2 separate regions of the Mus musculus genome follow, and region 1 is linked to region 2. Evidence: chromatin contacts called from ENCODE Hi-C or POLR2A ChIA-PET data. All regions are on one chromosome and are shown on one strand. The core of a region is the stretch at or near the end of the contact, and the rest is flanking DNA. Distances in the headings are between cores, read along the strand shown.

The links. A loop is a pair of places that touch in the nucleus more often than their neighbours do. ChIA-PET counts read pairs that join two places held with the same protein, here RNA polymerase II (POLR2A).
Region 1: a loop to region 2 is called in a map of heart, with 3 times the contacts of the local background. The contact joins the promoter of Akap1 here to the promoter of Scpep1os in region 2. A Hi-C loop is called at or near these places in 6 of 37 maps with a recorded cell type or tissue (gastrocnemius and heart). POLR2A ChIA-PET finds 5 or more read pairs at or near these places in 4 of 5 experiments (Patski and embryonic stem cell).

The regions. Positions count from the first base shown.
Region 1 is chr11:88,863,234-88,866,251 of GRCm38, forward strand. It overlaps Akap1 (A kinase (PRKA) anchor protein 1), which reads right to left and starts at 1,353. Exons shown (of 11, transcript NM_001042541.1): 1 at 1,164-1,353. All of the region lies in intron 3 of 4930556N13Rik (RIKEN cDNA 4930556N13 gene), which reads left to right.
Region 2 is chr11:88,904,477-88,907,202 of GRCm38, forward strand. It overlaps Scpep1os (serine carboxypeptidase 1, opposite strand), which reads left to right and starts at 1,452. Exons shown (of 5, transcript NR_045955.1): 1 at 1,452-1,568; 2 at 1,998-2,192. Gm23507 (a small nuclear RNA gene) reads left to right here and starts at 645; the gene lies at 645-751.

The sequences.
Region 1 (3,018 bases), core at 103-2,602, 41 kb before region 2:
TACTAGTTGCTCGAGGCATTTCCCGGAGGGAAAAGGTCCGGTTAGGCACAGGGCGTCTCAGAGGTCCCTTCTGCACAGCCCCTGACTATCAGCACCTTCCCTCCCGGAGAAAGGAAACAGGAAAAGATAGGACACAGCAGTAGTTGACACCAGAATGTAGGCTCCTTTACGCGTATGGAGGCTTCTCTACGCAGGTTTTTACCTATAACCCTGGCAAAGTCCCCCCATGACCCCTGCAAAGTCCCTCCAGATCACTGTCCTGGGACGGAAAGAAAGGTGGGGCGCGACACGTGACCCTGGACCTCCCCACCCCCGCAAGAAGTCAGCGGGCACCTCTAGCTAGAGGTCTCCCACCTCTTAGGACATGCTTATGGGGCCACAAACTCTAATTCCCTTCGGACACCCAAGCTCACGACCTCCGGATCCTAATTGGTCTTATGGTCTCTCCACCGCCAAAAGGTTTGGGACCTGTCTTGCATCCCATTCTCCCCGCTACAACGGCAGAGTCCGCTCCAATAATTCGCGGCACTGAACTCCAGGAATTGTGTCTTCCTGCTCCGGTTTGCCACCACTGCCGGGCCAACCCAGAGTCAACTGGGCCCAGCAGTTAGAAAGTTAGGAAGGGAAGGGGTCCCCAAGGACCTCCTCTCCCGCCTTGGGCACTGGGTCCTTGGCAGAGACCGCCCCAGTGCCTCCTCTCCACGCGTAAACTGGGTACACACGACCTTTGAAAAGTAAACGCTAGCGAGACTAGACGACCTTGGTTGGGACGCGCTCGGGCAGGCTACCCAGAAGGGTGAGCCAGCATTGGGAAAGTTGAGGCGCACCGGAGCGCCCGGGGAATTGCGCCCTCACCTCCATCCTAGAGGCCAGTGACGTGAGGGGGGATGGGAGGGGAAAGCAGCGGCTTAAAGCAGCGCCCCGAGCTCAGCGCACGCGATCTGTCAGCAGCAGCCCTGGGACCGGGAAAGACCAGCGGGGCGCGCGGGTCATCAAGGCACAGACCCGCCCGCTTGACAGCAGGCGCGGTGCACAAGGCTCTCGGTCCCCGGAGTACCTGGCGCGCGCGTCGCACCCTGCACCTGCACCCCAGGCTCCCCATCACCCCAACTCGTTCTCTCTCCGGGCCCGGCGGGCGGGTGCCCGTGCCAGCCGTCACTTACCTGCTCCTGGGCGACCGTCTAGGCACTCAATCCTCCCGCCACCGCCCCCTGGCCCCCCACCTAGTCCAGCGGCCCTGCCCCGCAGCGCTGCACGGCGCTTCGGCCGCTCCCCCACGTGCTAGCCCAGGCCGGGCGAACACAGAGACATTAAATACTGAGGACGCGCAACGACGTGCCCGCGGCGCGACGCAAGGCCCCGCCCCTCGCCCTCGGCTCCCTGGCGTGCCCCCCTCGCCCGCTCGCTCTCCTGCGCGTGCGCGCCATCGGCCGCTCCCTCCCCCGACTTGCGCGCGCCTCTCTCCCAGCTGCGCCAAGAGGGGCGCGGTCAGGAGCTCTCCGCTGACATCCCGGAGCTGTACGGGCCCGCCTTGCTGGCGCTCTCGCGAGAGTAACAATATTCACGGCGGGCATGGGAGATGGCCCCTACGTCCCACACTCGGGCTGGGGTGGGTTCCTGGTGTCTGAGTGCTCGGCACAATGAACTTGGCTCGCACGGGGTCTCTGCTTCTTCTCCGGGGAGAGGTGTCAGGCAGGTTCCTGCCTTGGGATGGTGCCTCTCCTGGAAAAGGTTGCTGAGGCTGGTGAGGGACGATGCTACATTGTTCCCCTTGCCTAGGAATCTGGCTTTCCCGTAACCTTGCGAGCATAGCATAGCTTTTCGAGTATAATAGGTGGCCATTGGTTGATCAGTAATGTGGATACTGTGTAGCCCTCAAGGGCAAGTTGATTTCTCATTTTCGCAACTTTAGTGATGTCGAAGGGGCTTTTCTCTAAATGATCTGGGGTTTTGCAAAGTTTGCCTTCGAAGAAATGGTCACCATGAGTCACTGCCTCCCCCAACGACTTGAGAAAACCAAACTACCTGCAGATAATTGTATCCGACGGAGGTTCCACTTGCCAACCAGCCCAGCTCTGATCCTTAAAACCTAGGCACTTTCCTTTACTTGCTTATTTATTTTGATATTCTGAGACTGTGTCTCATGTCTCACGGCCTCAAGCTGGGAAGTTCTAGGTTGACCTTGAACTCCTGATCCTCCTGCCTCCACCTCCCTAAGTGTTGGCATTACAGGGCACTTTCAGTGCACATTTTTTGAACGAAATATAGGAAAGGTACCATACTAAGAACCAACCATTACTTGGGAAAAATCTTCACTGGTGATCAAATGTGAATTTTAAGTTTTAAAAAGAGACTATGCATACTGAATATAATTTTGAGTATCTACTGTCTAACTCATTTATTTCTTTTTCTTTTTTTTTTTTTTTTTTTTTTTTGGTTTTTCGAGACAGGGTTTCTCTGTGCAGCCCTGGCTGTCCTGGAACTCACTTTGTAGACCAGGCTGGCCTCGAACTCAGAAATCCACCTGCCTCTGCCTCCCAAGTGCTGGGATTAAAGGCGTGCGCCACCACGCCCGGCTTCATTTATTTCTTGAGCCAGCACTTGGAAAGCTGAGGGAAGATTACCACAATTTCAAAGCACCCTGGGCTACAGAGTTGAGATCTCAAAGTACACAGCCCAAATTGTTTTTAAAGATTATTTTTATGCATATGAGTGTTAGCTGCATACATGTATATTTATCATTCGGGTCCCTGGTGCTTGTGACGGCCAGAAGAGGATGTTGGAGCCTCTTGAACTGGAGTTCCAGACCAGTTTAAAGCCTCCACAGGAGGCTGGGGACTGAACTCTGGTCCTCTGGAAAATTGGATGGTGCTCTTGCCACGGAACCATCTCTCTACCACCACCCCGCCACCCAAATTTAAGTCCCACCATACCTGTTCTGTAAATAATAGTGGATTAGTGACTGACTGTGGCGTAAGGGAACAAACAAGACGCAATTAATTCACTTGAGACTAGATA
Region 2 (2,726 bases), core at 202-2,701:
CAGCCCCAATTAAATGTTTTCCTTCATAAGAGTTGCCTTGGTCATGGTGTCTAAACTAAGAGAACCAGCTTTGGGCCTCCTAGTTAAGGCACTTTGTGTATGGCCATTCTTCTCTTAGAAAATAAGAATATGTAGGGCAGTGGTGGTACACACCTTTAATCTCAGCACTTGAGATGCAGAGGCAGGCAGATTTCTGAGTTCGAGTCCAGCCTGGTCTACAGAGTGAGTTCCAGGATAGCCAGGGCTACACAGAGAAACCTTGTCTTGAAAAACCAAAACCAAAATCAAAACCAAAAAAAAACCACAAACAAACAAACAGACAAAAAAACAACGGGCTGGAGAGATGGCTCAATTGTTAAGAGCACTGACTGCTCTTCTGAAGGTCTTGAGTTCAAATCCTAGCAACCACATGGTGGCTCACAACCATCCATAATGAGATCTGAAACCCTCTTCTGGTGTGTCTGAAGATAGCTACAGTGTACTTATTTATAATAATAAATAAAAATCTTTGGGCTGGAGCAAGTGGGGCCAACCAGAGCAAGCAGAGGTCCTAAATTCAATTCTCAGCAACCACATGAAGGCTCATAACCTCTGTACAGCTAGTGTACTAAAACATAAACAAATCTTTAAAAAAAAAAGAATCAATGCTCACTTCGGCAGCACATATACTAAAATTGGAATGATACAGAGAAGATTAGCATGGCCCCTGTGCAAGGATGACACGCAAATTCGTGAAGCATTCACGAATATATATATATGTTTATAAATAAATAAAATAAGAATTAAATTATACATTATATCCCTGGACACATGTACCCCAGGAAAGAAGTTGCCTCATTTGTCTTTCTGTTAGCATCTCACAGAGCATGAGTGTACACACACACACACACACACTAAGCCAAACCCTTGCAGGCTTTTATTTTATGTGTAATACACTGTAGCTGTCTTCAGACACACCAGAAAAAGATATCAGATCCCATTACAGATGGTTGTGAACCACCGTGTGTTGCTGGGAATTGAACGCAGTATGTACCTTTGGAAGAGCAGTCAGTGCTCTTAACAGCTGAGCCATCTCTTCAGCCCAGCTTTTCATTAACATTTCTTATCTACCCCAGGCTCTATTGTTCCCAACGCTTCATTCTTGTCATTTGAGACAGTGTCTTGTAGCTCAGCCACGTAGCTGAGGCTAGCTTTGAACTCTTGATCCTCCTGCCTCCACACCAGCTTAACAGCAACCATCATTCTTTTAATCTGAGACAAGGCAGTTCCTTGGTTGCCTCCTGCTGTGTGGCAATTTGCCCCAAAAGGTCATGGCTTAAAGCAACAGAGCTTTTGTTACCTAATGGTTTTTCTAGGTCAGGAGTCCAGGTGAGGCTTAGCAAGCTGCCTCTGGCTTCTTATGATGTCATAGTCAAGCTGTCAGCTGAGCCTTAAGTCTCACCAGAAAGTTTAGTGAGAGGAGACTCTGCCTCCGGTTGGTGGCTGCTGGCTAGCTCTGCATCCTTATCTCCTGGAAGTGCAACTCTCCACAAAGTTGCCTGGAGGAGACACGGATCCCTGCAGAATAAGTAAGCAGTACAAAGACATGGGCAAAGAAGGACATTGTCTCTTCCAGTCTTGGAAATGATGTTCTATGCTGTGTTCTGAACATCCGGATTAGATACATTCTCTGTCACTGAGACCAAATACCTGACAAGAGGCAACGGAAAGGAAGGATTTATTTTGGTTCATCTTAGCAGGGCAGGAGGAGCAGCTGGAGCTTCAGGCCCAGCTTAGATCTCACTGATGAGGAATACAGAGATTCCAGCTAGGAGTGGACCTGGCTTGTTACCTTTACCATAAGGCCACTCCTGTGGTCTCTTGATCAAGACTACTTTTTCCTTTTTATTTCTTTTTTTTTTTTTAAGATTTATTTATTTATTTTATGTATGTGAGTGCACTGTAGCTATACAGGTGGTTGTGAGCTTTCATGTGGTTATTGGGAATTTGAATTTTAGGACCTCTGCTTGCTCCGGTCAACTCCGCTCCCTGTAGCTGACTTCAGACACACCAGAAGAGGGCGTCAGATCTCATTATGGGTGGTTGTGAGCCACCATGTGGTTTCCGGGATTTGAACTCAGGACCTTCGGAAGAGCAGTCAGTGCTCTTACCCGCTGAGCCATCTCGCCAGTCCAAGACTACTTTTTCAAAAGGTACCATAACCTCGCAGAATCTGCTCAAACCTCATGTCTTACCCCCTGTTCTCCATTCTTTCCAGAATCAGGAGCTAGCTGCCTGGGCATGAATGAACATAGCCATTCCAGAACCCAGAGTAGGAGGAAGGACAGATAATTAAGAATTGAGAGGCCTTAGGGCATGGGTGGCTCATGCCTTTGCTCCCAGCACCCAGGAGGCAGAGGCAGGAGAAAAAAAAAAATAACAAGGGCCTTTAAAATGGCTCAGTGGAAAAAGCAATTGCCACATAGACCTGAGGATCTGAATTTGATCCTAGGAATCTACGTGGTGGAAGAGGAGAACCAATTATTGCAAGTTGTCCTCTGATCTACATGTGCAGGCTATATGACACATGCACACACAGGTATCACCCCTACACTGATGGTAAATTAAATTAAAAAATAAAAACATTAATCCCAGTACTCGGGAGGCAGAGGCAAGCGGATTTCTGAGTTCGAGGCCAGCCTGGTCTACAAAGTGAGTTCCAGAACAGCCAGGGCTATACAGAGAAA